Regions from separate parts of the Homo sapiens genome. Here region 2 is linked to region 1. The links are chromatin loops, found by intact Hi-C in ENCODE. Cell type or tissue: PC-9. All regions are shown on one strand. Each heading gives the region's core, and the rest is flanking DNA. Links, peaks and the distances in the headings are about the cores only.

What was found. A loop is a pair of places that touch in the nucleus more often than their neighbours do. Peaks named below come from ENCODE experiments on the same cell type or tissue, not always from the same donor. Only the 100,000 strongest peaks of a DNase experiment are listed, where the experiment ranks them.
Region 2: a loop joins it to region 1, with 4 times the contacts of the local background. A loop is called at or near these places in 4 of 110 quality-filtered maps.

What each region holds. Positions count from the first base shown.
Region 1 is chr1:182,175,247-182,190,692 of GRCh38, forward strand. It overlaps the pseudogene YPEL5P1. Among named protein-coding and RNA genes, the nearest start is that of ZNF648, 120 kb to the left of the region's middle. In PC-9, for the core only: no CTCF peak of the experiment used is centred there; a DNase peak (open chromatin) is centred at 6,175; H3K4me3 peaks cover 749 bases; H3K27ac peaks cover 2,471 bases.
Region 2 is chr1:182,094,044-182,109,489 of GRCh38, forward strand. No RefSeq gene overlaps it. Among named protein-coding and RNA genes, the nearest start is that of ZNF648, 40 kb to the left of the region's middle. RefSeq lists an enhancer at 6,903-7,673 and a silencer at 7,371-7,665. In PC-9, for the core only: no CTCF peak of the experiment used is centred there; a DNase peak (open chromatin) is centred at 7,538; H3K4me3 peaks cover 288 bases; H3K27ac peaks cover 1,360 bases.

The DNA of each region.
Region 1 (15,446 bases), core at 2,699-10,698:
CAAGTGATCCTCTCGCCTCAGCCTCCCTAGTAGCTGGGATTACAGGCATGCACTATCATGCTGGGCTAATTTTTTAATTTTTAATAGAGACAGGGCCTCACCATGTTGCCCAGGCTGGTCTCAAACTCCTGGGCTCAAGCAATCCTCCCACCTTGGCTTCCCAAAGTGCTGGGATTACAGATGTGAGTCACCACGCCCAGCCCTCCAGAGCCTTTTCAAATAGGCTAGAGCCCACTTCCCTGTATGCTTAGTTTCAGGTTTCTATGTCATCCTCCCAACATGTTGAAATCTGTGAGAACAAGGATCAACAGTATACGACAATGGTTTAATGGGCTCTGCAGTTGTAAAACCCTGGATGGTTCTCCACTGACAAAGAGGAAGTCACTTAACCACTTTGACTTTTAATCCATTATCCATAAAATGAAGGTGGTAATAGTATCTGTCTCATGAGGTTGCTAGGAAGATTAATTTATATACGATGCACATAAAGTACTTGGCCCGGCCCCTGGGACAGAATAAGGTCTGAATAAATGAGAGCTGTTGTAATTAATTCAAGGCATAGCATGTGGCATTTCATGGACATTTTTCAATTGCTTGAGTAAAACAGACCCAGCTTGGAGAAAGCAGAACAAATCAGAATGAGACAGTCCATCAGGATTCCTTCCAAATTTGTGATCACATTGCAGCTCATCCCTTTGTTTTGGCTCAGTCATTTCTCCAATTGTGAGCAACTTAGGGCTCTTCACAATAGGGAGAATGGGCATATTCACAGGGGCAAATTACAGTTGGAGGAAGCCTCCTGGAGGAATGGTTTTCAGGGGACTTAGGTCCTGGCTAAGTGCCTTACAGCACTTGAAGATTGTTGAGGAGCCATTCTCCACTCCCCCTAGTTTTATGAAGGTATACTTGACAAAACTATATATACTTGCAGTGTACATTATGATGTTTTGATATAAGTATACATATTGAAATTAAATAATTAACATAGCAATCATCTCACACATTTATCAATTTTTGTGGTAAGAACACTTGAAATCTACTGTTAGCAATTTTCAAGTAGTCAATACGTTATTATTAATTATAGTTATCATACTGTAAAAGAGATCTCCAGATGTTATTCATCCTGTCTAACTGAAACTTTGTACCATTTGGCCAAGAGTTCCCCATTCCTGCCCCCAACCTCCCAGCCCCTGGTAACCACCATTCTATTCTCTTCTTCTATGAGTTCAAAAAAAAAGTTTTTTTTTTGAGATGCAGTCTCGGTGCGATCCCAGCTCACTGCAACCTCTGCTTCCCAGATTCAAGCGATTCCCCTGCCTCAGCCTCCTGAGTAGCTGGGATTACAGGCATGCACCACCACGTCTAGCTAATTTTTTGTATTTTTAGTAGAGATGGGGGTTTCACCATGTTGGCCAGGCTGGTCTCGACCTCCTGACCTCAAGTGATCCACCTGCCTTGGCCTCCCAAAGTGCTGGGATTACAGGCATGAGCCACCATGTCCCGCCTGTGAGTTCAAATTTTTGAGAGTCCACATATGAGTGAAATTATGTGATATTAGTCTTTCTGTGCCTGTTACTTCACTTAGCATAACATCCCCCAGGTTCATACATGTTGTTGCAAATGACAGGATTTCATTTTTCAAGGCTGAATAGTATTCCATTGTGTATATATACTACATGTTCTTTATCCATTCATCTGTTGATGGGCACTTAAGTTGCTTACGCACCTTAGCTATTGTAGATAATGCTGCAAGAAATATGGGAGTGCAGATATCTCTTTGAGATCCAAATTCCATAGAGTTTTTTTTTTTAACCTCAATTGAGAGCAAAGTAAGAGGAAATGGAGCCTACTGGCCCCTGAAGAACTTCTTGCTAGACAGGAAGAAATTCCTGGAAGTTATTTAGCCTCATCAGAGGGGGCAGTTAATATCCTTCTCAGAACAGAAAAATATTGAACTTTATTGAGGTATAATTAATATACAACAAAATGCACTCCTTTGTTGGATGGAGTTCAATTAGTTTTGACAAATGAATACACTCATGTAACTACTACTGCAATCAAGATTTAGCACATTTTCATCACCCCAAGAATTTCTTCTTTCCTGTCTACAGTCCACTTGGGTCCCGAGTGATTCTGTTATTACATGTTAATTTTGCTTATTCTAGAATTTTATATGATGGAATCACACAATATGTACTCTCTCTTCTGTGTTTGGTGGTGTTTTGCTCACTCACGTTGTTGCATATACCCATTGTTTGTTCATTTTTATTAGAGTATAATATAATATTGTATCTTATAGCTTTTTAAAATCTGTTCACCTGTAGATGGACATTTTAGTTGTTTTTCAGGTTGTGGACATGATAAAGTTGCATGTGTGTGCAAGTCTTTGTGTGGATATATGTGTTCCTTTCTCTTGGGTAAATACCTAGCAGTGAAATTGCTGGGTGGTTAGGTAAGAAACTTTTAAGAAATTGGCAAATAGCTTTTAAAAATAGCTGTATCATTTTATGTTCCCACCAGCAGTGTGAGTTCCAGGTATTCTACATCTGTATTAATCAAAGTTCTCCAAAGAAACAGAACCAATGGGAGATTCTATGTATGTATATAATTTATTATGGGAATTGGCTCACACAATTACAGAGGGCAAGAAGTTGTCTGCAAGCTGGAGAACCAAGAAAGCCAGTAGTGAGTCAGGAGTACTACTCTTGTCCAAAGATAGGTGAAGATGGGTGTCCCAGTTTAAACAGAGAGTGTGAATTTGCCCTTATTTATTTCTTTTGCTCTATTTGAGTCCTCAATGGATGAAACAATGCCTGCCCACATTGAAGGGTGTTTTTCTTCTTTCTACCAATTCAAGTGTTAATCTCTTCTGGAAATATCCTCACAGACATACCAGAAAAAGTTATACCAGCTATCTTGGCATCCCTTAGCCCAGTCAAGTTAACCCATAAAATTAACCATCACAACATTCTCACCAACAGTTGATATTTGCAGTAGGCAAAATAATAGCTCCCAAAGGATGTCCATGTTGTAATCCCCAAAACCTGTAAATATGTCACCTTACATGGCAAAAGGGACTTTGTAGATGTGATTGAGAATCTTTTTTTCTTTTTTAGTATTTTTTTTTGAGAGAGAACTCTTCTGTGTTGTTCAGGCTGAAGTCCAGTGGTGCAATCATGGCTCACTGCAGCCTCAACCTCCGGGCTCAAGCGATCCTCCCACTGGGACTACAGGTATGCACTGTCATGCCCAGCTATTTATTTTATTTTATTTTTTGTAGAGAGAGGGTTTTGCTGTGTTACCCAGGCTACTCTTGAACTCCTGAGCTCAAGCGATCCTCCCACCTTGGCCTCCCAAAGTGTTGGGACTATAGGTGTGAGCCATCATGCCCAGCCTGGTTAAGGATCTTGAGATGAAGAGATTATCCAGGTGAGCCAATATAATCATAAAGGTCCTTAAAATATGGAAGGTGGAGGCAGAAGTGTTAGAGGAGATGTGAGGATGAAAACAGGTCAGTGTGATGTGGTCATCTGCTAAGGAATGAGGGCAGCCACTAAAAAAATAGAAAAGTCAAAGAATAGGTTTTCTCTTAAAGCTTCCAGAAGGAATGCAGCTCGGCAGACAGCTTGATTTTAGCCCCGTAAGCCCCATTTCAGATGTCTCACCTCAAGAACCGTAAGACATTAAGTTTGTGTTGTTGTAAGTATGTGGTAATTTATTATAGCAGCAATAGGAAACTAATACATTTTGTTGGTCTTTTTAATTTTAGTAATTCAATGAATATGTATTGTATCTCAGAATGGTTTTAATGTGTGTGTGTCTATCTAACGATGTCAAGCATCTTTTAGGAGCCCTTCATATATTTCCCGTAAAATGTCTGCTCAAGTCTTTTGTCCATTTTAACTGGATTGTCTTATGATTTAGTTGCAAGAGTTCTGCATATGTCTTGGATACAAATCCTTTGTTAATATATGAATTGGTACTATTTTCTCCCAGTATTTGGCTTACTTTTTTATTTTCTTAATGATGTCTTTCAAAGGGAAGAAATTTTTAATTTTGATGAAATCCAATGTATCAATTTTTAACTTTTTATGCTTTATGCTTTTTGAGTCTAATAAATTTTTGACTATCCTCAAATGGCAGGAATTTGGATGTAGGTTCTTTTCTAAAAGTTCTACAATTTCAACTTTAAAATTTACTTCCTTGAACTTTTTAACGTGAGTTGAGATGCTTTGTATGAAGCCAGAGGCTTTGTTTCAGAGAATCTTTTCAGGCAGTCTTATAACTCCATTAACTCCGTCTCTGGGTGATAGACACTAAAGCAATCACTTCAGCACTTTGGGAGGCCGAGGCAGGCAGATCGCCTGAGGTCAGGAGTTTGAGACCAGTCTGGCCAACATGGTGAAACCCCGTCTCTACCAAAAATAGAAAAATTAGCTGGGCGCGGTAGTGTGCGTCTGTAATCCAAGCTACTTGGGAGGCTGAGGCAGGAGAATCGCTTGAGCCCAGGAGGTGGAGGTTGCGGTGAGCTGAGATTGCACCACTGCACTCCAGCCTGAGTGACAGAGCAAGATTCCATGTCAGAAAAAAAAAGAGAGAAAAATATGAAAATATGCTTTTTTGCGCGTTACTCTTTCTGACTACTGAAACATAAACTAGCATTTACTGCATTGTGATGCTCTGCCAGACAAACTTTCCTCATCTATAAAACTCGGTTCATTTCATAGATGAGAAAGCTGAGATTCATGGAGTTTAACTACCTGCTATAGATTATACAAGCACAATCAGTCCAGAATTTAAGTTCCTGTCTCATGGATATACTTTGAACTTTCTCATCTTGATGGTATGACTTCTTACGCTTGAAATATATTACCCTTTTTTTCTATGAAAATTATTATTTCTCTAAAGTCAAAATGCATTAACCATATTAAATATGGGCTCTTTCTTCTCAAGCGCCTGTCAGATTGTGAAGGGAACAATCCAATGCTCCTTTTTTCTTTCCTTAGGGGCAGAGGTTTTTGGCACCGTTTGTATCTCCAGTGTCCTGATTCACTTCTGTGAAGAGCAAAGGCAACTGATGGATCAATGCTTGGAGCAAAATGCAGAGAATCACTTCTTTGGAAGTGATTAGCATCTGACATTCTAAAAATGGATGAGCAGAGGGATTAGCCTTTATGCAACTGGGACCCTGAAAAGCAAGTATTAGGTTGGTGCAAAAGTAATTGTAGTTTTACCATTAATTTCAATGGCAAAACTGCAGATGCTTTTGCACCAACCTATATATACATGAGCATACATAGACATTGAGGAATGTATATCACTACACAAAGCCACCAACAGCCATGTTTGTTGGAGGAAGGATCGCCAAGGATCTTTTCTGTGTCCTCTTGGGAGATACAGGAGTGGTAGAAACAGGCCCCTACATGGTGAACACACTTAACCGGTGGCATTCTGACCCTCTCACTGCCCTACCATGGCTTTCAGGCTAATTTATTGATTCTCAGTGCCTCAATTTTCTATTTTAGTGACAGAAACAGTATTGTTTATGTGCTAAACTGACTCCCTATTTACTAGCCCCGTGATTTTGAACAATTTGCTTTATTTTTCTGTGTCTCATTTTCTCATCTGTAAAATGTAGCTGCCATGACACTGATCCAACATGGTTATGATAAGGATTTAATGAACTAAGATGGGTAAAGCTCATGAATGCTGCCTGGTATATAGCAAGGGCTCAATAAATATCTTCAGTTATAGGACAATTGTACATACATACATACATATATATATACACATATATAGATATGTGTGTGTGTGTACCTATATATTTTTCTCAAATGTGACAGAACTGCTTGGTTGTCCTTTTCCATGTAACAAACATAGTAATATAAATAAAGTAATAGTTGGGAAAAAACAATCTTACAATAGTCCCATAAAGTACTGAGCCACAGAGAAGTTAAATATAATGCCCATGTTTATAGAATTCGGAATGATTGCACAGATTACACAATACTTCTTTATTTTCCTGTCCAGATCTGATAGCTTTAGGTGAAGTGGGGAGAATGAGTCATAACTGGCAGGTATCGGAGGGGGGCTAATATCTCTGGCTGCTTTGCCTTAAACACATGATTTATTCCACCCAGCAGTGGCTGAGCTGAGCCTTGAAAACAAGTTTGCCTGGTTATATCCATGCTCACTCTGCTGCTCAGCCTTCTTAGTGCCACATACGGTCAGGAACCCTCCCTCAACAGTGAGATGTTTGTGGGTTTGCTGGTTGACACTGGAAAGGAGAGTGTGGTGACAAAATGAGCTAAGGTGAGAGCAGGGTGTTTCAAAAGCAAATACTGCCTTCTTTACAAGCTTGCCAACTCTCAGAGGAAAGACTGTGATTCTGTCTTTGTGGACCATGGAAGTTCCCTGCACCTTTGTCTATTACAGGACTGTCTTGTCTTACTTATCTGAATGCCCCTAGTGCCCAGCCCAGAGCCTGGTGAATGGTCAGTGTTCCATAACTGTTGAATGGCACTAGATACCAACCATCTTAGCCCTGGAAAGAGCTTGAGTGATCTAAGTTGGAGGGAAGCTCAGAAATAATAACACCTGAACTCCTGCTGGATACAGGAATCTCCTCGCATTATAAATCAAAGAGTGTAGTGGTTTAGAGCATAGGATCTGGAAACAGACTTTCCTGGGTTTAAGTCTCAGCTCCATCATCCCAAATCCTGTAAATATGGGCAGTTTATTTAACTTCTCTGTGCCTCAATACTTTATAGGGATATTGTAAGATTTTTTTCCCAACTATTATTTTATTTATATTACTATGCTTGTTACAAAGAAAAAGACAACAAAGCAGTTCTTCCCCATTTCACAAAAAGTTTCCAATCAACACCAATTACATGGTGATAAATAACTGGAATGGTGACACCTTTGGGTCAAGACTGGCAAGGAAAATGCTATGGTTCATCTCCAACAAGAATATGGCACATTGGCCGGCACAGGTAATGCCAAAACTGAGTCCTTAGTGCTCGGCCCAGATTTGGATCTCTTCTCTGAAGGTAGCAAATCAGGTAAAATAATTGGGTTTTTAAAAAATAAGTTTAAAATGAAGCTCAAGTTAAAAACCCATGCTCTTGACATATTTCCTTTCAAATTTTATATAAAACACACTTTTCCACTCTAATAGCCCAGATTTTTTCTTTACACAGCCCATCACATGGTTGCAGACAGACTCTTCTGCCTTAAGATGTAAACATAGGGAAAAATTGATGACATCTGCATAATACTCTTTCCACACTCTGCTATTACATGGAAAATACAAAACTTTTTTTAAAAAAAGAAAGAAAGGTTCCATCTTAGATTCTCACAACCTCTTGTTCCACAGTTTATGAACCTGACTCTGATACTAAGTTGGCAGTGTGTGTAAGCAGATTTTTGTTTTCAGTGAAGGAAACCTGGAAAAAGATGGATTGAGCTCATTTTCTTCCAAGAGTTATTGAATGGTACATGCTCCTCAAAGCCCTCATTCTCTCTAACTAGAGCACATTTCAGAATCACACAGCCTTCCTTATAATGCTGGCTGTCTTCAGTGGCAAACTCACAGATCCATCCCAGTTGGCTGTTGCGGTTTTTGTAGCTCACACCTTGAACCATGTGGCAGCCAGTGAGCATGATCCGATCTTGAACTTCACCATACTGTAGGTTAACTACTTTGTGACAAAGAAACGCCCTGCTAGTGGTGCCTGTGCACCTAGTAGAGATGAGCTGAGTTCTGAGCCATTGGTCAGGATTATATCACAGTTTGCACGAGAAAACAAATGGGTACTGCCAATATAATCAAGGAAAATTCTGCCCATTTTTGGAGCTGAAATTTTAAAAACCTGCATAGGTGAGTAGAATAAAGGGGTTGCAAGAACACACCAACCCTCCCTACAGCAAGTGAAAGGTAGGACGCAACCCACAGTGGACATAACTGGGCTGGCCTGGGCTTCCCTTGATGCTGGGTTGTGATACTGTAAGATTTTAATAAGATAATATATTTAGCTTATTTAAAACAATGCCTGGTACATAGGAAGTGCTCAATAAATGCTGACCTCCTCCTCTTCCTCTTTCTTCTTCCTCCTCTTTTTCTTCCTTTTCTTTTCTCCTCCTCATCACTCCCTTCCTCTTCTTCTTCATCTGGCTTCTCCTTGGAAATCCTCAATGACAGAGATACACTGAGGCAAACCTACCTTCTCTTTATTTCCATTCATTGATGTCCAACCTGTCTTCCCATGAAGGCTTTCAGACAGCCAAAGATAGCTATTAGTACGTCCAGAACCTTCTGTAAAGTCACACATCTACACTTCTCTCTAATCATGTTTTCTCATTCCATGTGATATCCAGATTTTTTTCCATTTGTTTAAAGCCTTTTCATTGCCTATGGGTGATGCCTTAGTTGCACACGATCCTAATGCAGTTAGTTCAGGAAGAAGGAAGTGTGGGCTTTTTTCTTCTCCAACATAGGCATGATTCCAACTCAAACATAGTTTCTTGGATCTCTTTGAAGAGGTAGAGGTTATGAACACGGTATCTACCTAGCTGTTATCACTCATTATACCCACCCCAGACACACATGCACATTCACCCTGCATCTCTGCTCTTTTACTAGGGTTGAGGTATGAGCTTCTGTATGACATAACTCCTCCTTCCCCCATGATGGCTGCTGTGACACTCTGAGAGGGGACCAAATGGGTGCTGGCCATTCTGCGTTTCTTTTAGTGCCACAAAAAACTTCTTCAATACTTGAAGCAGAGTAACAGCTGTGAACTAGCAGAGTGATCCAGAAATCCCCCAAATCCTACATAGCAGCCAGTGATCCCAGGGAGACCTGGCTTGACTTAGCAGGAGGGCTCCACGGCAGAGAGTGAGTGATGCCCATTCTGAACCTGCAGTTTTAAGTCTCTGTTCCCCTGGTGCTTGGGTACTTGATGTTTACAGCTTCTCTCCTGAGCTGCGCCATTCCTCCTGTCTTGCCTCCCTGTTGTGCTCCACCCGTTGCTGATTCCTGCTTGTCTTGCCAACGTCAGCTCTCCCCAAACCTTAAAACACCTATGCTCAACAGTCTGCTTTTCTTTGTATATTTTAGGCTCTAGTACCTGATTCCCCTTCAGGCATTAAGCTCCTTCAATAATAACTAACAATTCTGGAGCAAGAATTGTCAGTGAAAAAAAATTAACATTTACTGAGCATTTACTATTTGCTAGACTAAGTGATTTACATGCAACATATCATCTAAACCTCACAAAGACCCTCTCATATAAGGTAGCTCATGTTATTGGCTATTTGTTATATGTTAATATATGTTACATGTGCTTATATATGTGTGTGTGTGTGTGGGTGTGTGTATATATATATATATATATATATATATATATATATATATATATATATATGTTATATGTTATTGGTTACAAGAAAAGAAAATGGGGGCCAGGCATGGTGGCTCACGCCTGTAATCTGAGCACTTTGAGAGGCCAACGTGGGTGGATTGCTTGAGCCCAGGAGTTCAAGACCATCCTGGCCAACATGATGAAACCCCCATCTCTACAAAAAATACAAAACCTAGCTGGGGGTGGTGGCATGCACCTGTAGTCCCAGCTACTCAGGAGGGCTGATGTGGGAGGATCATTTGAGCCCAGGAGGTGGAGGTTGCAGTGAGCTGAGATCACATCACTGCACTCCAAATCCTGTCTCAAAAAAAAAAAAAAAAAAAAAAGAAAAGAAAAGAAAAGAAAAGAAAAGAAAATGAGGCTTGAGAGGTTAGATATCTTGTACGAGGTCAACCAGCTGGTAGTGGTAGAACTGAGGTGGGTACCCAGTATCTCTGAGTCCAAACTGTAATGCTTCTCCAAACAGGAATCCTCCAGTAATTAACAATAATTCCCTCCCATGGGGCATCTTGGGATTCCAACAGGAAAGAAGAACCACTGTCAGTTATGAAGCAAGGGATTTATTATAAAATTTAGACCTTACATAATTATGGAAGAAGCAGAGAAAGTGAAGGTGCCACTGGAGAGTTGAAAGATCAGAGCAAGAGTAAGTAACAGTTATGCATGTCCTACTGCAGAAGTGAAACTGCAAAGGCAAGCTCATGGGAAGCCCATGAGAAACTGCCTCCACTGCCAATATATGGCGATAGGCCTGGACTCTCAGACCACTGTTGATCAGTGGGGTCAGGTAGGAAGATAGGTAGAATGTAGAGGAGATGACAGCAAGGACAAACTGGAACCTGCCAGCACCTCTGCATCTGTCGTCATGTCTAATCACAATGACTTTCAGAGGTAATCATGCTGCTTCACTTTAATCTTTCAAATCTCATGCACATTTCTTTTTTGACAACTCCAATCAAGAACCATATCGGTGGGGGGAACTCTGGGAAATATACTTCCAGGTTAATCAAGTTGACATATGCAAACCATCCTGCCTTAGTCTGTGTTGTGCTTTCATAAAAGAATACCTGAGACTGAGTAATGTATAAAGATTAGAAATGTATTGGCTTATGGTTCTGGAAGCTGGGAAGTCCCAGATGGAAAGGCTGGCATTTGGCAAGGGTCTTCTTGCTAAGTCATCTCATAGTGGAAGGCACAGGGGGCTGGGGACCAGGGACCAAACTCACCCTTTTAGAATGAACTCAATCCTGTAGGTTTGTATTAATCAATTCATGAGGGTGGAGCCCTCATGGCCTAATCACCTCTCACTAGACCTCACCTCTCAACACAGTTGCAATGGAGATTAAGTTACCAGCACATGGTTTTTTGGCAGGCACATTTAAACCTTAAATGTGCAAACTTCTTCCCATGTATTATCCTCAAAAGCAGCAGGGCATGTAATCTACTGGAGATTCCATGCATTATCTATGATTCTTAGGGTACAATAATGCTTACAAAATCTAAGTATTAATTGGTTCACTTGTAATTCAATAACTTAGTATGTGGCTGTTATTCATTTACTTTCTTTTTCCTATTTCAGAAGATCAGAGGAGGGCTTACCATTTTAGTGCTGACCATTAGTTTAAATAAAAAAGAAGTTAATTTTAAAAAATTCATTACAGACAGACAAGATGATAAATTTTTCCAGCATCAATGCATAGATAACAATTAATGCTTGACATAGATTCTATTTAAAACAAAATAATGTTTTAAAAAATTCTTCAGTAGTGGTATGCTAAGGATTCCAGCAAAGCCAAACAGCCTTCAGGCATAGGATGAATCATCTAATTTGTTTGTCAAGGCTCATTCAGCTGGAAAGGGCTGTACTTTCATGCAGGGAGAATTTCTAATGGCAGCTTTCTGGTAGCAGGCATCACACCACCGGAATGATATTAGCAGCTCACCACCAAAACCAGTGGGCAAACTCCTTTACAGCTGATTTATGGGTATATTAGTCAGCTCTGGCTGTCATAACAAAATATCACACACTGGATGGCTTCATAGAAATGTTTTCCCCTTAGTTCCGGAAGCTGAAAGTACAAGACTGGGGTCCCAGCATGATCAGGTTCTGACGAGGTCTCTCTTTCTTGCTTGCATATGGCTGCCTTCTTGCTGTGTCCTCCCATGATGGAAAGAGAGAGGTTGGGGTGGGGAGGAGAGAGTGCATGAGCTCTGGTATCTCTTCCTTTTCTTACCAGTGCACTAATCCCAACCCATCATGAAGACCTACCCTCGTGACCTCATCTAAACTTAATTATCTCCCATACCATCACAATGAGCACTGGAGTTAGAGCTCCTACATCTGAATTTGGTGGTGGGACACAATTCAGTCCATAGCAACAGGCATTTCAGACGGACCTGGAACCTTGAAGTTCTCAGGTTTCCTGCCAGCCTGACTGGACCCACAGTCTTTACACTGAACCCATTCTCTTCTGCCTTGGCTCAACATTCATCTCTTATTGGTTTTAATGTCACCAGGCTAAGAAATTCTCCTTCAGCCAAGAGTCTGATTTTTTTTTTTCAACATGAAAATCCCCATGGATATTTAGAGGGAAAAAAAGCAGCCTTCCATGAGTGTATGGCATAAGGCAGAAGGAGGCAGGTGCCCTGAGATGAGCAGATCTGTCCTCCACCTAGGAACACCATTCAATCACTCATTATACAATTATTTTGAGCATCTTCTCTGTACTAAGCACTGTGCTAGATGATGTGGGTACTATGGAGAATAACATAGATGACTCATATCTTGATGCAATGGACTGAATGTTCATGTCCCCCAAAATTCATATGTTGAAATCCTAATCCCCAATATTATGGTATTAGGAGGAGGGGTCTTTGGGAAGTGACTAGGTCATGAGAGTAGAGCCCTCATGAATGGGATTAGTACCTTATAAAAGACACCCCAGAGACTCTCTTACTCTCCTTCCAACAGGAGAGGATACAGTGAAAAGATGGAAAGTGTGCAACCTGGAAGAGAACCCTTGCCAGAACCTGACCATGACCACTCCAGCACCCTGATCTCAGACTTTTCAGCCTTCACAACTGTGGGAAATAAGTTTCTGCTGTTTATAAGCCACCTAGTCTATGGTACATTTGTTAGAGCTGTGCAAACTGACTAAGACACTGCACAATGCCAATTTCAGATACTCTGTCACATTTTCCAGGCTAATAAATTCTTGTCTGTTACAATTTTGTCTGCCATTGTGACTTTGGAGAAGAGAGTGACATATTTATTTCTCTATATTTTCTCCTTTCACATTCTCTCATCCTCATCCTACTATAGGCCTCTGTGGCTTCATCTAAGTAAATTAGAGAGCAGGGACCTATGCTTTATCGCCAGTTCCCTAAAACTATTTTCTTGTCATTGGCTTTTGGAAAGGCAAGACTGAAAGCAGCAATGTCCTCCTGTGGTAAAAACTGGTCACAATGTCTTACTGCCCGGAACCAGGAGATACCTCTCTCAAGTCTTTCACAGGCTCAGATTTTAAGTCTCGTTGGCAGTCTCTCCCTCTTCCTCTCCCTCTCCCTCCCTCTGCCCCTCTCTCTTTTGAGATGGAGTCTGGCTCTGTCTCCCAAGCTGGAGTGCAGTGGTGCAATCATGGCTCACTGCAGCCTGGACCTTTTGGGCTCAAGTGATCCTTCTGCTTCAGCTGCTTGAGTAGTTGGGACTACAGGCATGCACCACCATGCCTGGCTAATATTTTTTGTAGAGAGGAGGGCTCACTATGTTTCCCAGGCTGGTCTCAAACTCCTGGGCTCAAGTGATTTTCCCACCTTGGCTTCCCAAAGTGCTGGGATTACAGGCATGAGCCACTGTGCTCAGCCTGCTATCTCTCTCACTTAAAGAAACAAACAAACAAACAAACAAAAATAGAGATGGTGATGTGGATTCAGGTGGGACAGAGATCTGAAATCACCTCAGAACCAGCAATTGCTCTGATCAGAGTGACCCTACACTGACCCCTTTTCACTCAGACATTTCCAAACTCCAGCTTCTTGGAGGCAGTGGTTGGTGTAATTGGTTCTTTACTGGGATTCTAGCACAGGGGTATTCAATCTTTTGGCTTCCCTAGACCACATTGGAAGAAGAAGAATTGTCTTGGGCCACACACAAAATATACCAACACTAATGATAGCTGATAAGCTAAAAAAAATTTGCAAAAACATCTCATAATGTTTTAAGAAAGTTTATGAATTTGTGTCGGGCTGCATTCAAAGCCATCTTGGGTGACATGTGGCCCATGGGCCACAGATTGGACAAGCTTGTCTAGCAGATGGTTCAGATGAATCTTTAATTAAACACGTTTTCCAACCTCAATTTGACCTTCAGTGTCCGTTTCAATAGTACTTGTCACACTTTAATGGACCTTATTGTTGAATTGCTAGATGATGACCTTCAGCAACCAGTTGAGTTTGGAAAACATGGGCCAATCCACCATTGGTTCACCAACTGGGTCTCTCTCCTTTTTCCTAAGATAGCTACATCAAACCTTCTCTGTTCTTCTCAAAGGTTGATACCCTTTTACCATCTAAAAATAGTCAGGTCATTCATCCAAGAATGATCAGATCACTCTGCCCTTAGAGCTCTTCTGCAGCTCCCCATTGACTTGGGATAGAGCTCTGCTCAGCACCTGCACTCCCCTGGCCTCTAACAGCTTCAGCTCTGTATGCCTCTCTAGTCTTGCCTCTGTCACTTCCTAACAATGTGCTCTGTGCTTACTTCAGTCTTTGCAACTCATCAAGTTCTTGCCTCTAGGCTTTCATCCCAATGTGCTGCTGCTTTAATTTAGTATGATCCTCAACTTCCCCACACCCTAGCTGGCCTTCAGGTATCATTTTTCTTGCACTTCATGCAGGAAGACTTCTCCCCCTTCTTTCAATAGGCTAATTATCCATGGTATGTGCTCCTATCACACACTGAACTTCCTTTTCAACAGCACTCGTCACACTTTACTGGATCTTATTGTTGAATTGCTAGATGATGAGCTCTACTAGTTGATGAGCTTCCAGTAGGCAGGGATTGCATTGTTCTCTGATGCGTCCCTACTGCCGAATAGAGAGCTTTACACACAGGAGGCAATCACTACACAACCAACTCAGTGAATGGACTAATCATGCAGGATCACAGAAAGTTTGAAAAATTGTGGCAAAAATCACTCATAATGCCATTATGAGTGATAATAGGACCATTTTCATTTTCACTTATTTCCTTCTCTTCCTCCTCCCACCAAATATTCATGTCTTTAAAGAGTTGCAGTCATTATGCACTTATAATGTGGTTTTTTGCTTCTAACTTCACATTTTTACTAAGTTACACATAATGAGACTTAAGCATTGGAGCTCATCTTTGTCCTACAAGCAGCACAGGTCTCTGTCAGAAGAAATGTAAATAAGAGGGAAAAGAATACATGTGATACATTATCGCATTTATTCTAGGTTGTGCTCTGACTTTTCCCAAACTCTGGACAAACAGGCATGGACTCTATGTAGGGTAACAACTTCTATGGCAGGCTTGGATTTGTACATGGTCTGTAACAAGACAAAAATGTAAGGTACCTTCAAATAATTTGATTTTCTCCCTTCCTCCCATCCTCTCTTTCACTCATTTTAAAAAATGATAAAAAACTACTCAACTGCATAGATAGGTTCTTTCAGGTTAGGGAGGAACTATGGAGTTGAGCAGCCCTAGATTTTAAATACTGTCCCTTTGCCTGCTAACTTCGGGAAACTCACACCCTCTAAGCTTCAGTTTTCTTATTTGTATAATGAGGACAGTAGTAGTACCTGCCTCATAGTGGGGCTATGAAGTGTAAATGAAGTCATGCATATGAAGTGCTGAGCACAGTGCTTGGCACATAGTAAGTGCTCAATAAATGATAGTTATTTTAGTTTTTATCCATAAGCAGATGGATCTCCCCAACATTTCTCAGGAAACTAACCACTGTTAAGTGAATAGATCTCTGATGTTCTTACACTATAGAG
Region 2 (15,446 bases), core at 3,561-11,560, 80 kb before region 1:
CAATTGAATTTTGCTAATAGATTGAATGAGGATATGAGAAAAAGAGAGGAGTCAAGGCTAATTCCAAGGATTTTGGCCTGATCAGCTGGAGTGATGGTATGGACATTAACTGAAATGGGATGGCTACAGGAGTGCAGACACAGGTTTAGGTGACAGGAAGAAATGAGGAGCTTGTTTTTGGATGTGTTGTAGTTGAGATTTCTATTTGATATTCAAGAAGAGAAATCTGGCAGGTGGTTGGATTCATGTGTCTGGAGATCAAGGAAGAGGCCAAGGTTGGAGAGGTACATCCATGAGAATGCTACAAGGGACTAAAGTAACTTACAAAAAGAGGAAGTCCAGGCCGGGCACGGTGGCTCACGCCTGTAATCTCAGCACTTTGGGAGGCCGAGGCGGGCGGATCACGAGGTCAAGAGATTGAGACCATCCTGGCCAACATGGTGAAACCCTGTCTCTACTAAAAATACAAAAATTAGCTGGGGGTGGTGGCGCATGCCTGTAGTCCCAACTACCTGGGAGGCTGAGGCAGGAGAATCACTTGAACTCAGGAGGTGGAGGTTGCAGTGAGCCAAAATCATGCCACTGCACTCCAGCCTGGTGACAGAGTGAAACTCTGTCTCAAAAAAAAAAAAAAAAAAAGAGGAAGTCCAAAGACGGAGCTCCCAGGTATTCCAATGTTAAGACATTGAGAAGAGGAGGAGGAATGAGTACCTAGAAAGTGGTGACGACCAGGATTCGAGATTGGGTCACCAAGAACAGGTTTTGCCAGATGAAGCTCATTCTTTTATTTAGAAATTGTCCCAAACAATGCCATAGTTTGTCCAGATTTCAAAATGGTATTTGAAAAAAAAAAAAAGATTCTTCTGACATCTTTGAACATGACGACAATATGGTGTCTTATGAAGCAGCTTTACTGGATTTATAAATGGCCTATTCCATCCTCTCTCTCCAAGGCCTGGACAAAAATTGGATCAAATAAGAGCATCTTGGGAATGATACTCCAATTTGCAGATGCTGCAAAGCTAGGCAAGATAGAGATACATTGTCAAAACATGCAGGATCCCAAATAATTCTGGTGGATTAGATGAATAGTCAGAGCTAACAAAATGACACTTAACAAGAATGATTGGGAATTCCTGCATTTTGGTACCAATAACTGAATATCTAAATGTCAGATGAGGGAACCAGTGTTTGGCCACAGTAAATGAGAATGTGGCCCAGGAATTTATGTTGATAATAAGCTCCATATGAAGCAGAACTGTGATATGTTACCAAAATATATAGCCTTCCCCAGCAACAAAAACACAGGAGTGTCATCTATAATAACTAACTATCTTACGGCACCTCTGTGCTGGTCAGTCCACACCTAGAATATTTTATTCCATTCTGGCATCATGCTTAAAAAGGGAAACTGACATACTGGGGTGCATACACAGGAGAAAAATCGGGACCTGTGAAAACTGCTGCAACCTTCTGGTCCTCCTGCTTCCACCTCTTGCCTCTCCTACCAGTTCCCCACACTGCTCCCAGTTTTCTTCCTTGGACATAAATAGGATCATATCACTCACTTGTTTAAAGTCTTCAGTGCTTTTTTCTTCACTGCCTAAGGAAGACTCTTCATGTTCTATCTTTTTCAGCCTCATTTCCCTCTACTCTCCTGTTGGGTTCTATGCTCTGGCCACCCTGTTCCCCAGGTTACTACACTTGTTCTCACACCATGCTTTCATCTGTGGAGTTAGTACCTTCTGTGGGCTCTCAAAGCACCTGATTTTTCCCTTACCTTTTGTTGCCTTACCTCACCATGTATTCTGGCCTTTTTTCTTACCTATATCACAACTAGGCTGCAAGCTACTTGAAGGCAGGGACAATAATACTTCTGTCTCTCTCTTTTTTTTTTTTTTTTTCTGTTTGGACAGATCTTGCCACAAAACATGTACTCAGTAAAGACTGGTTGAATTAATGAAGGAAGGAATGAAGGAAGACATAAATAAATGAATCAGTGCTAGTTCCTCTTCCTGTTGGCTCATCTGCTATATCCCATTCATCCTTCCAGGCACCCAGCTCAGACATCAGGCATTCAGAATCCTTCCTGCTGCCGCATACTGCACCTTTCCCTGAACTTCCCACAGCACTTGGCATGTGGCTCCATAGAGCCCCTGGGGCATTGTACTTATTTGCCTACCTGGTTTTTCTGTCTCATTCATCTTTGTATGCCCCAGACCATGGCTGGCCATGTACCTGGTGTCATATCTTATGAGGAATGCCTAAGGCCACGGAGAGTCTATAGCCCAGAGAAAAGGAAACACGATTCTTTAATTAGAAAGGAAAAAAGATGGTCCTTCAGCCTGGTGGTGCAGTGCCGGCTCGCATCTGTGAGAGATAGCAATGGACAGACTTGACAGGCTCTCCAACTCTGAGATTTTGTGGTTCCCGGCTCTGGAATTTAATTTGCTGTGTTATTTCACTGATAGTCTTGTTTCCAGGCTAAATAGCCCCAGAGAAAGGTAGGGAGGAAGTGTGGCCCCCTTTGCTGCAGGTGGATTGTGGCAGAGGATAAGGAAGATGGTCACCCTCTGAGGCAGCAGAGAGGTCAAGGGTGAATTTTCTAATCTCTCCATACTTTATGGAGGGAAGGTATTCCTGACCATGGCATCCCATTGGGACTAGGAGAGGTACTCCTCACACCCTGTCCCAGAAGGCTCTTGGCCCTGGCTCTCTCCAAAGCCAATCTGATTCAGGGAGCCGTGGCTGCTGTACCACAAGACCTTTTTCCCATTGCATTTGGAGTATAGAGATTCAGCTTTCTGCCAATGCCACAATTACTTCTGGTTCAGGGAAGGTCTGAATTCTTGCAGAGATCTAGAAGGAGGTCATCAGTGTGGGCAGAAAATGGTCATAGGAAAGACTGAATGTCCCTACAGCCTTCAGCTGCATGGCCATTTTGCCCTGGGACATGGATAAAGAGAGGAGTAGGAGACCAGAGAGGAGCTATCTGAAGAACAACTATGCCAGCATTCTGCAGGCAAGACAACAGCTTTCCAGGAAATCTGTGGTCACCATAGCAAGATCCTGACCTGGCATCAGCTTTCAGGATGTTGGTGCAGGTTCAGAGGATGCTGTACCTTGTCCCTGAATACCTGGTTTCCTAGAAAGTACATGCAGAAGATGGCTCTGTCTGCATAGAACCTGCTTGGGTGTGCTCAGGTATCTACAGGTTGAAACTCTGAAAGCGGGTCAAGAACCAGGCTGGCCAACAGGAGGCATTTCTAGGATTGTTTTCTAAGAACAGGCATGATAAAATAACCACATTCAAGTTTTCTGTTTCATTCCCCTTATCAAGGGGACAAAGTTTGTAAGTGCTGCTCTGACCTTTACAACCATTGAAGAAGACACTTGACACAGTTTTGATGTCACTCTGAAATGCTCCCCTTGCTTGATTCTCCCTACCTGTTTTTCTAACACCCTATCCCTCCCACTGCACTTTCTCCTCAATCTCACTACCAGAATTTCAGAAAGCAATTCAATGCACAGTAAACCAGTAACAGCCTTAAGCTTTGTCTCTGAGTGACTTTGGTGCCCTACTGGTCCATACAACTTGTGGCAGTAACTTGCTTCTAGCCTGTTGAGCTCAGCAGCAGACCATGATTCACTCGGACAAGGACTGGCCCAACCCACAGTAGACACTGGGCTGGAGCTGGCATTTGTGAAGGCAGAGAATGCCACCCTCCCGTCACTTCAAGGATGCAGCTATTCTAGGGATAAACCCAGATCTGATGGGCTGTGTTTTGGAAAGCAGTTGATAACAGTGTTGTCATAGAAAACACCTACCTGGGGAGTTCCTTGGACCTTTAAAACAACATCTGTTTATTTAGCACAGTGCCTGTCACACAGGAGCCATTCAATAAACATTTCGTGGATATCTGTTGAATTGTTCTATCGACAAGAATTTAATGAACACCCAGAATTAGTTCTAGGTATCCAGGGAGAAATAAAAAGGAAGAGTGGCAAGTCCTGTCTTCAATGATTCTACAATTCAATGGTGAAAAGACTTACACATTGGAAGAGTAAAATCCCACCATGTGGCAGTCTATGATCAGGCATACCTGTGTACTGCAGTCCTGCCAGACTTGAGGGCTTAGAAAAGCTCTGCTTTGCTCAGCTTTTCACACTGACTAGGGTCCTACCCAACGTGCCTGTGGACCATCTGTGAGAACCTATGTAGGAGTGATGACTTTGCCTTGTGAAAGGAGATGGCCACACATCTATCCCTCTAAATGTTAAAGTTCTCCTTGCTCTAATTTGGTTAAAAGCATTTCGTAAGTATTGAAGTTGGTGTCACATAGAAGGATTATAGAGGACACGTTAGTAATGCTCGTCATGTAATGCTCATAACTTTGGCAATGAACATGATGATGGTAATGGGATTGGAATCGCTGTGATGAGGGTTTTTGCTGCTTTGCTAATGAAGAAATCAGTAAGGAATGAAGCTTCCAAAGGTCACACACACACACACACACACACAAACACACACACACATTTTCTTCATCCACTCACCAGTTGGTATATACTTAGGTTGATTCCATATCTTTGCAAGTGTGAATTGTGCTGTTATAAACATACATGTGCAGGTGTCTTTTTGGTATAATGACTTCTCTTCCTTTAGGTAGATACCCAGCAGCGGGATTGCCGGATTGAATGGCAGATCTACTTTTAGTTCTTTGAGAAATCTCTGTACTGTTTCCTATAGAGGTTGTAGTAATTTACATTGCCATCAATGGTGTATAAGCGTTCCCTTTTCACCACATCCGTACTGACATCTATTGCTTTTGTGACTTTTTAGTAATAGTTATTCTGATTGGGATAAGGTGGTATTTCATCATGGTTTAATTTGCATTTCCCTGATGATTAGGAATATCAAGCATTTTTTCATGTTATTTGGCCATTTGTATATCTTCTTTTGAAAAATGTTTGTTCATGTCATTTGCCCACTTTTCAATGGGATTTTTTTTTCCTTTGCTGATTTGTTTGAGTTCCTTGTGGATTCTGGATATTAGTCCTTTGTCAGATGTAGAGTTTGCCAATATTCTCTCCCATCCTATAGGTTATCTATTTACTCTGTTGATTATTTATTTTGGTGTGCAAAAGCTTTTTAGTTTAATTATGTTCCATTTATTTATTTTTGTGTTTATTTTGTTGCATTTGCTTTTGGGGTCTTAGTCATAAATTCTTTGCATAGGCCAACGTCCAGAGAGGTTTTCCTAGATATCCTTCTAGAATTTTTATGGTTTCAGGTCTTAAATTTAATTTAAGTCTTTTAATTCAGCTTGAGTTAATTTTTATATATGGTTAGAGATAGGGATCCAGTTTCCTTCTTCTGTATATGGTAATCCAGTTTTCCCAGCACCATTTATTGAACAGTGTGTGTTTTTGTCTGCCTTGTTGATCTTTGTCAAATATCAGTTGGTTGTAAGTATTTGGCTTTATTTCTAGGTTCTCTATTCCATTCCACTGGTCTATGTGTCTACTTTTATCGCAGTACCATGCTGTTTTGGTTACTATATCTTTGTAATATAATTTGAAGTTGGGTTATGTGATGCCTTCAGATTGGTTCTTTTTATCTAGGATTGCTTTGGCAATTCCAGCTCTTTTTTGATTCCATATACATTTTAGGATTGCTTTTTCTAATTATGTGAAAAATGATATTGGTAGTTTGATAGGAATTACATTAAATTTGTAGATTGCTTTGGGCAGTATGGTCATTTTCATAATATTGATTGTTTCAATTCATGGGCATGAGATGTTTTTCCATTTGTTTGTGTCATTTATGATTTCCTTCCTTCCTTTCTTTTCTTTCCTTTCTTTTACTTTCTTTTTTTTTTTTTTTTGGACATAGTTTCACTCTGTCACCCAGGCTAGAATGCAGTGATGCGATCTCGGCTGACTGCAAGCTCTGCCTCTAGGGTTCAAGCGATTCTTGTGCCTCAGCCTCCCAAGTAGCTGGGATTATAGGCATGCACCACCACACCTGGCTAATTTTTGTATTATTAGTAGAGACAGAGTTTTGCCATGTTGGCCAGGCTGGTCTTGAACTCCTGACTTCAAGTGATTCGACTGCCTTGGCCTCCCAAAGTGCTGGGATTACAGGCATGAGCCACCATGCCTGGCCATTTATGATTTCTTTCATCAGTATTTGGTAGTTATCCTTGTAGAGGTCTTTCACCTCCTTGGTTAAGTATGTTCCTAAGGTGTTTTTGTTTTTTTTGGTAACTATTGTAAGTGGGATTGAGTTCTTAATTTTATTCTCAACGTGGTCTTTAATGGTGTATATGAGTGCCACTGATTTGCATACTTTGATTTTGTAACCTGAGACTTTGCTGAATTCATCTATCAAATTGAGGAGTCTTTTGAAAGAGTCTTCAGAGTTTTCTAGGTATAAGACCATATCATTGGCAAACAGAGATAGTTTGACTTCCTTTTTCCCAATTCAGATGCTACCCCACGCCCTGCCTCGGCCTTTTTTTCTCTTGCCTGATTGCTCTGGCTAGGACTTCCTACCTTGTCCATCTTTCCTATGTACAGGTGAGGTCCTTGTGGAGACAGGCCTTCTACAAGAGCTTTCTTCTCATGTTTTTCCACACCTTGCTTCCCTTCACCAGACTTCTGCAACAGAAATGGAGGAACTGGAGGTTATCTTGGCCAGTAAATTCTCTGGCCCAGTTGGAGTCTACCAATATGCCCTGTTGCCCTTCTGTTTATAGACTCCATGTGGTGAGGGACACAGCCTCTCTGGTTTTCCGGTCCAACTCCTGCAGCTGGCACAGCACAGGCATACTGTAGGTCTTCAATAACTATATGCTGAATTAATTAATACGTAATCTAGTCTTCAGAGAGTCCCACTTCTACCAAACCAGCAGAATGTCTCTTGCCTAATTCCACAGGTCTAAAAACATGGGGTGCAGATGTCCTCTCCTGAATCCCTTCCCCTGTCTTCTACCTCCTTCCCAGTCCATAAGGAATTCTAGTCTAATCCCCCTTCCAGAGCAAATCTCTGCTAAAGGTGGAATTTCCTTTGAGGTCACAAGGAAAAATTTCAATATCAGCTGAAAATAAGCCCCCAATGTCCTTTGTGCTTTCAATTTTTGGCCTTTTGGACTTGTTGATCATTTTTAGGCACAGAAATCTATTATTTCATCTCTTTCCAAGTTGGTAATTTTCAGGTGAATTGGTTGTATGTTTCAGGGAATGGGGGAAACCTGGGCAGAGATCATTTTAAAGTAGTCTTTGGCACTTCCTTGATTTTCAAATGTCTTTGATTTCTCAGCTGATAGAATTGAAGTCTTCTCCCCAAGTATCATTAGGCTTTACCCCAGCTCCCAACATGTCAAGTGGCTGTGGGAAGGAGCTGAGGCATGAGGGCAGGCGCAGACATCCTGCCTAGTGGACACAGGCTGGAGCATGCCTGTCCCAGGGATCCCTGCAGCCCACAGCCCGCTGTGCCTGTCACCCAACCTCACCTAACCACATTCTTTCTGCATCGCAGTCGCCTGCAAGACAATACCTTCACTGCTGGCCTCTTGCTTCTCTGACCCACAAAGAATGTCTGGCTCGATAAACATTCACCCAGTGATTATAGGATTAACTGCAACCTGTAGCAAAGGGAAGCTTTTAAACAAAGGTTTTGCTTTGTTGCTTTGGAAGGGAAAATTAAAAATATAAAGCCAACAAGCATATTATGTGTTAATGGGTACTTTAGGTTTTGAGTTCCAGAATTCAGTTATCAGTGAGAATTTCCTCTTGCAAAGAGGTAATCGAGTTCAGGCTGTTGTGCTCCTATCTCTCCTTCTCTCCACAGGCTCCACTTTTAATTGCAGTTTCCATGACAGTGAGATTGTTGCAAGAAAGCGAGAAAGATTGTGCGTGTACTAGGAAAATGTTTATGAAAATTCACATGTTTCTTTTTTTCTTTTTTCTTTGCTAGAAAGAAAGAAGGAAAGGTGGAATGCTAGAAAGAAAGAAGAGAAGTGATTTTATGTTCTTGAGTATTTATTATGTGCCAGGCACGAAGCTAGGTGTTTAACATATATATGGCGTTAAATGTGTGTGTGTGTATAAAACTTTTTTTATTGTGAACTATATAACTTATCTACCAAAGAGTACACAAAACAAAAAATGTCCAGCTCAGTGATTTATCACAAAGCAAACACCCAGGTAAAATCAAGAACTAGACATTGCCGGAATCCCAGAAGTGGCCCTTTTGATGCCTTTCAATTATTACCTCCTCCTTTCCCTTCAAAGGAAAAAACTACCCTGACTTTTGTGGAAATCACTTGTTTGCTTTTCATTGTAGTTTTACCACCTATGCATTAATCCTAAACACTATAGTTTAATCATTATAATTCGTCTTTTTTTTGAGATGGAATCTCATTCTGTCACCCAGGCTGGAGTGCAATGGCGTGATCTCAGCTCACTGCAACCTCCGCCTCCTGGGCTCAAGCAATTCTCATGCCTCAGCCTTCCAAGTAGCCGAGATTACAGGCATGTGCCACTACGCCCGACTAATTTTTGTATTTTCAGTAGAGACGGGGTTTCACCATGTTGGTCAGGCTGGTCTCAAACTTCTGACCTCAGGTGATCCTCCTGCCTTAGCCTCTCAAAGTTCTGGGATTACAGAGGTTGCAGTGAGCCACCACTCCCAGACTAATTGGTTTAATATCCAGTAGAGCAAGTCCTCCCAGGTTTTGTTTTTTTTTTTTTTTTTTTTTTTTTTGAGATGGAGTCTCACTCTATTGCCCAGGCTGGAGTGCAGTGGCTCTATCTCGACTCACTGCAAGCTCTGCCTCCCAGGTTCACGCCATTCTCCTGCCTCATCCTCCCAAGTAGCTGGGACTACAGGCGCCCACCACCATGCCCAGCTAATTTTTTGTATTTTTAGTAGAGACGGGGTTTCACCGTGTTAGCCAGGATGGTCTCGATCTCCTGACCTCGTGATCTGCCCGCCTTGGCCTCCCAAAGTGCTGAGATTACAGGCGTGAGCCACCACTGCCAGTTTGTTTTTATTCCAGAATGTCTTGGTTGTGTTTATCCCTTTGCATTTCCATAAAAACTTTAGAATCAGCTTGTCAATTTCCACAAAAGAAAAACTGTTATTTTCTTTCTTTCTTTTTTTTGGTTGTGGCAGGGAGATTGCATTGAATCTGTAGATCAGTTTTGGGGAAAATGATGTTTTCACATTTTTTTATTCTAATTTCCATCATGATTTCTTTGAAGTTTCAAGCATATGAGGATTTTTTAGTTATCTCTTTGTCACTTTTTCCCCGGAGAAATACTTGGAATTACTTCAATATTTTGCAATTTATTGAGACTTACATTATGACCTACCATATAGTAAATTTCTGTGAATTTTCCTTGTGTGCTTGGAAAAAAATTGTACCCTGCAATTATAGTGTGCATGTCTTGTAAGTATTCTTTAGGTCAAGTGTATTTGATTGTGTTGTTCAAATCTATATGATTAATAATGTTTGTCTGCTAGTTATACCATTTGCTGTGAGAAGTATGTTAAAAGTCTACCATTTGTGATAGTGAATTTGTTTTTCTGTTTTCTTTTGTATATTTTGAGGCTATGTTAGCAGTATGTAGAAAATTAGAATTATATTTTCCTGGTGAATTCAACTTTATCATAATGAAGTAGGTCTTTCTTATCCCCAACAGTGCCTTTTTATGGTACATGTTTAAGGTTTATACCATGCTGTTTTGATATACATATACATAGTGAAATGATTACTTATAGTTAAGCAAATTAATCTATCACTGTATATGTATATACATATATGTGTATATATACATATATGTATACATATATACATATACATGCACACACATATATTACACACACATATATGTATGTTTATATACAGATGAAGTTTGATATATACAGATGAATACTGATTACACATGTATATGCATATACATGTGTGTATATGTACACATACATATACACACATATATGTATGTTTATATACAGATGAATTTTGATTATTTCACTTTTCCCATTTATTAACTTGGAAGTTACCTGTTTTTACTAATTTTACTAATTACTAGTTTTTACTAATTCTTTTAGATGTTAATTCATTGATTTCCTCTCCCAATCATTGTTATTGTGAATTTTGATTCTCTGTACATTTTAAACTCCCCATACTTTGTACTACCGTTTTGTATGGTTGATATTTATTTAGACTCAACCACATATTTATTCTTGACTTGCTTTTCATTCTTCCCTTGATCTCCAACTTGCTAACTGAAATACTTTTTTGTTTTGTCTGAAGAACTTTTTAATGTTTTCTTCAGTTATGAGTCTGCTGGTGACAATTTCCTTGGTTTTTGTTTTAATGCAGTTTTTCTTACAAATTCTTGGCTGGGTCCTGTGGCTTACGCCTGTAATCCTACACTTTGGGAGGCTGAGGCAGGAGGATTGCTTGAGCCCAGGAGTTTGAGACCAGCCTGAGCAATATAGTGTGACCCCATCCAATACAAAAATACAAAAATTAGCCAGGTGTGTTGGTGTGCACCTATAGTCTCAGACACTTGGGAGGCTGAGGTGACCCAGGAGTCAGAGGTTGCAGTGAGCCGAGATTGTGCCACTGCCTTCCAGCCTGGGCAACAGAGAGACACCCTGTCTGAAAACAAAATGAAATCAAATAACTTAAAAAAATCTTCATTCTTGATAGATTTTTAAATTCTTATCATAACATTTTAGATGGGCAGCTATTTTATTTCAGCCTTTTAAAGATGTAATTTCACTGCCTCTTGGCTTCCACTGTTGAGAAGTCAGCTCTAAGTCTTACTGTTGCTCTTTTGAGAGTAATCTGTCCCTTTTTCTCTAGTTGTATTTGAGTTTGAAAATTTCTCAGCCACTACTTCTTCAGATATTGCTTCCATTATTTCCTCCTTTTATTTGCCTGCTGATACTCTAACTACACATATACTAGATCTTCCCACTATATCTTCTACACCTCTTACCATCTCTTGTAGACTTTCCATCCTTTTCCTCTTCATGCTTTATTCTATGATTGTCTTCTGACCTATCTTCCACTTCACAAATTTTCTCTTCAGTTGGGTCTCAACAATTGCTAAAGTTATTCATTGAGTTCTTAATTTTGACTACTATATTTTTTAATTCTAGAACTTCTTTTTGTTTCTTTTATATAGTTTCTAGTTTGCTAAGTCCTTAATCATTTATTTTCTTGAAAAAATAACAGCACATGTTATATACTTCTGTTCACCTCTATGGATATATCTTCACTCTCTCCACTCTGCTGCCTCTCCAGGAACCTGATCTGCATGGACTGTATCAATTAACTTTCTTGTCCTCTGGCTTCTAGCTGTGTTTGGCTAAAGTAAAGTACCAGTAGGACCACAGGGAAGGAGGAGAGTGAGATTCGGTACTGATTTACCTGATCTCTTCCTGTGGGGTCACTGTGGGCTGGCCACATTCCCTGACCATAGACTCTCTGTCTCTAGATTCTGATAGTTCCTCCCTCCCTGTAACTCTTCAAGCCTACAGGTGGTAAAGCCTCCTCATTGTTCATAGCCCCAGAGTATTGGACCCCATCTCTCCCCATCACAACCCATACTTTTGAAAATTATTCCTTTATTAAGGAATAATATTATCCCTCATATTATCATAGTTTGATGGTTCCATCTGTGTCTGGTTGGAAATCTGACTGACACAACATGTTTATATTATAAAATGTTTTTGGTTATTTAAATAATCAGACTCTATGTGGATCTGTAAGACTTCATGTGGATCTATTTCTACTGTCCTTGTTTCTGCTATTTTATTAGTCATATTTTCCTGTTTCATGTGGCTATTTTTTTATTTTTTTAATTTTTATGTATTTACTTTTTTTGAGATGGGGTTGAGAATGGCTAATTTTTGTATTTTTGGTGGAGATGGGGTGTTGCTATGTTGCCCAGGCTGGTCTCAAACTCCTAACCTCAAGTGATTCACCCACCTTGGCCTCCCAAAGTGCTGGGATTACAGGCATGAGCCACCGTACCTGCCCTCATGTGGCTATATTTAAATTATGTGCTAATAATTGTACGTGCAGAATTGCTTATAGAAATGTATTCTTCATTGAGAAAGGACTTACATTTGCTTTTGCCAGGCAGTTGAGATTATTGTAAACTGAAGTGTCTAGGAAGCCTTATGTAGTTCAAGTTCATTCTTCTTCAGTATCTCAACTTGAAATGGGGAGATTTACCAGCAACTCTCCTCATCTTGGCAGGCCCTAGAATATAATCCATTCCCTTAATTTAGCCTCTTACCCTTTCTCCAACCCCTCATGAATTGCCAAATGCTCCCAGGATAGAGCAGCCTTATCTTCCAATTTACCTTTTTAAGCCTCCAAATTGGTTCAGTAATTATATTCTCTCTCTTGTTGGTTCTCATTTTTTTTAAAAAAAAAAAAGTTTCTGGTTATCTTCAACAGGAAAATTGCTCTGAATTAATTTTCCTTCTTCAAACTTGGCTAGTCTAACTAATTTATCTAGGGTGATGCATCTAGAATAGCTCAGATAAGCCTAGCCATAAATCCTGTACTCTTTTGTTTAACACTAAACCATCTTTAGCCTCAACTGAAAAAACTGATTGTTTAAAATTGAACCCGAATTTTGCACTGCTAGCTACAAAAGTCAAAATAATTTAATATGCAAATGTGAGTCTCTTAAGGATGTTCTCCATATCTCATTTGCTTTTATATCCTTAGCACTTAGCATAGTATGTATTCAGACAGTATTTGTAAGTAAAAGAAAGAATAAGTAAAAGGATGAAATACATAAAATTCAAATGAAGATAGTTTCTATATGGATTATATTTCTCAACCTAAATTAATCCTCATCTAGTATATCAGGTGTCTTCCTTGTTCAATTTTCCTTTTCAAGATAAAATTTTTAAATGGTATAAGTGGAACACGTCTATAAATTCCAGGCTTCCATTCTCTGCTCCCCTATCCCAAATATTACAAGAGATTATCAAGATCAAGACTAGCCTAGTTTCTTTCTAGGAGTCCCTAGGACTGGGGAAGACTATCGGATGGTGGTCCAGTGCCAAATACTAGAAGGACCTATTCCTGTCAATCCAGCTTCAACATGCCTCAAACTGGACTCAGCATCATCTCCTTTTCCCTTACTAATTTATTCTCCTTCTCTGTGTTTACTACCGTATCTGGTGTCACTGCATCATCCTCCCAGTTGCCTGTACCAGAATCCTAGGGGTTATCTCTTATTGCATCCTATCCAAATCACCAAGCTTGGTGAGTCAGTGTCTACATATTTCTCACATTTGCCCCACCCCGAATATCTCTACTGTGACTGCTCTAATGTGAGTTCTCATCACTATTCACCTGGAGGTCAGCATTGGCCTTTTAACTGGTCTCACCTTTATCCTCTCTGGACCATCCCCACAGAGAGATCAAACACTGACACAACATTGCCTAAAGCCCTTTGGTGCTTTCCTACTGTCCACAGACAGTCTAAGCTCCTTGCCACAGTTGGTAAACTCTCCATAATCTGGCCCTTACCTATCTCTCAAACCTCCTTTTCCACTGTTCACCTTTGTGAGGTCCGTGGTCTAAAACTGCCAAACATATTACGTACACTTCCAAGTATTCCTGCTGTTCCTTCTGCATGAATTTCTCTTCCCTTACTTCTCCCCCTATTTAAAACTTTACTTATTCTTCAAGAATCACCTTCTGCCTCTTGAGTCTAGTCCAAGTGGCCCTTCCACATGCTCCTATGGCAAAGTGTCATCAAAACACATAATTAGCCTGTAATCTCAGCACTTTGGGATGCCAAGGCAGGCAGATCACTTGAGGTCAGGAGTTCAAGACCAGCCTGATCAACATGGTAAGACCCTATCTCTACAAAAAATACAAAAATTAGCCAGATGTGGTGGTGCATGCCCACAATCCCAGCTACTTGGGAGGCTGAAGCAGGAGAATAGCTTGAACCCGGGAGGTGGAGGTTGCAGTGAGCCAAGATCTTGCCACTGCACTCCAGCCTGGATGACAGAGCAAGGCTCCGTCTAAAACAAACAAACAAACAAAACAAGACCACCCCACATAATCAGTTTTTTATGACTGTCACCCTCACCTATCTGTAAGAAACTTGAAGCACTCCAGCTTAATGGTGGCATTTAATAGGCCCTTAGTAACAGTTTGAAAAACTAAATTGAATAATAATCATTAAGATTAATCAAAATTAGAATTTATATTGTCTAGGTGTCTTAGTCATTTCGATGGGTGGGGTTTATTTTGTTGTTCCTTGAGTGTATTTTTCTCTTAATTTTAAATAATATCTATAACTATGAATATTATATTTTAAAGATCCATTATATTTTCTAGCTTATAAATGGGTGATTATCATATTATTTTCAAAGCTTTTTTTTTTTTTAAACACAGCAAGATAGGCACGTTGATACTGAGCTCTCGTTTGCTCATTTTGGGGCCCTCACATATTTTGACATTTTTTTCATCTTCTCCATCAAAAGAGACTCAGTGTTCTGTAGGATGGTGCTCCATTTGTTAATATATTATCGTTATTAATATGTTACCTTCCTTCCTAGTGGGATTGGAACGTACATTGTTTTATGCCTTTATTCATTCCTCATCCTAACCAATTCCTTATATTTATGTCATGGAACCATCTCCCTGGTACCTCAGAGTAAAACTCTTCTCTCAGCAGAAATGATAAGTTCCCTAGTTGGTTATTTCAGTTGCTGGAGCAGTAGCTAGTGAGGGTCTCTGCCCCCTGCGATTAATCCAGACGATCGCTATCAACTTTCTCACCTTTGCTCTAAAAACCCCAGCTTCCCTTAGCTTTATAACAATAATGGTGATGCCTATTGCCAGTGATTTGAAGAAGCGACCCAGGGAAGAAGGGAGTGAATGCTTTTTACAAATGACTGGTTCTCCATTTGGTTTTATTGCTTATTCTCTTACAACTTATAACCCCCAAAAGGCAAAAGAAAAGTTCATTAGTTCAGTGTCTGACAGCTCAGAAACGAGTAACCCAACACATTTGTGTCCCCTCCATTGATTTAACCCTTGTCGTAAGTTGAATTTTCAAATAATGTCCACAGCTATATTTCTAGTCTCACATATTGTTCTGGAACCTTGCCACCTCCATCTGCAATAAGAAATGAAGTCCATCTCCCCTTCGCTTTGTGACTGCTTCAATGGGTATAGTGTCATGGAAATGATACTGAATAACTTCTAAAGTTAGGTTATGAAAGGCAACCTGGCCAGGCATGGTGGCTCATGCCTGTAATCCCAGCACTTTGGGAGGCCAAGGCGGGTGGATCACTTGAGCTCAGGAGATGGAAACCAGCCTGGGCAACATGGCAAAACCCTGTCTCTACTAAACATACAAAAATTAGCTGGGCGTAGCCA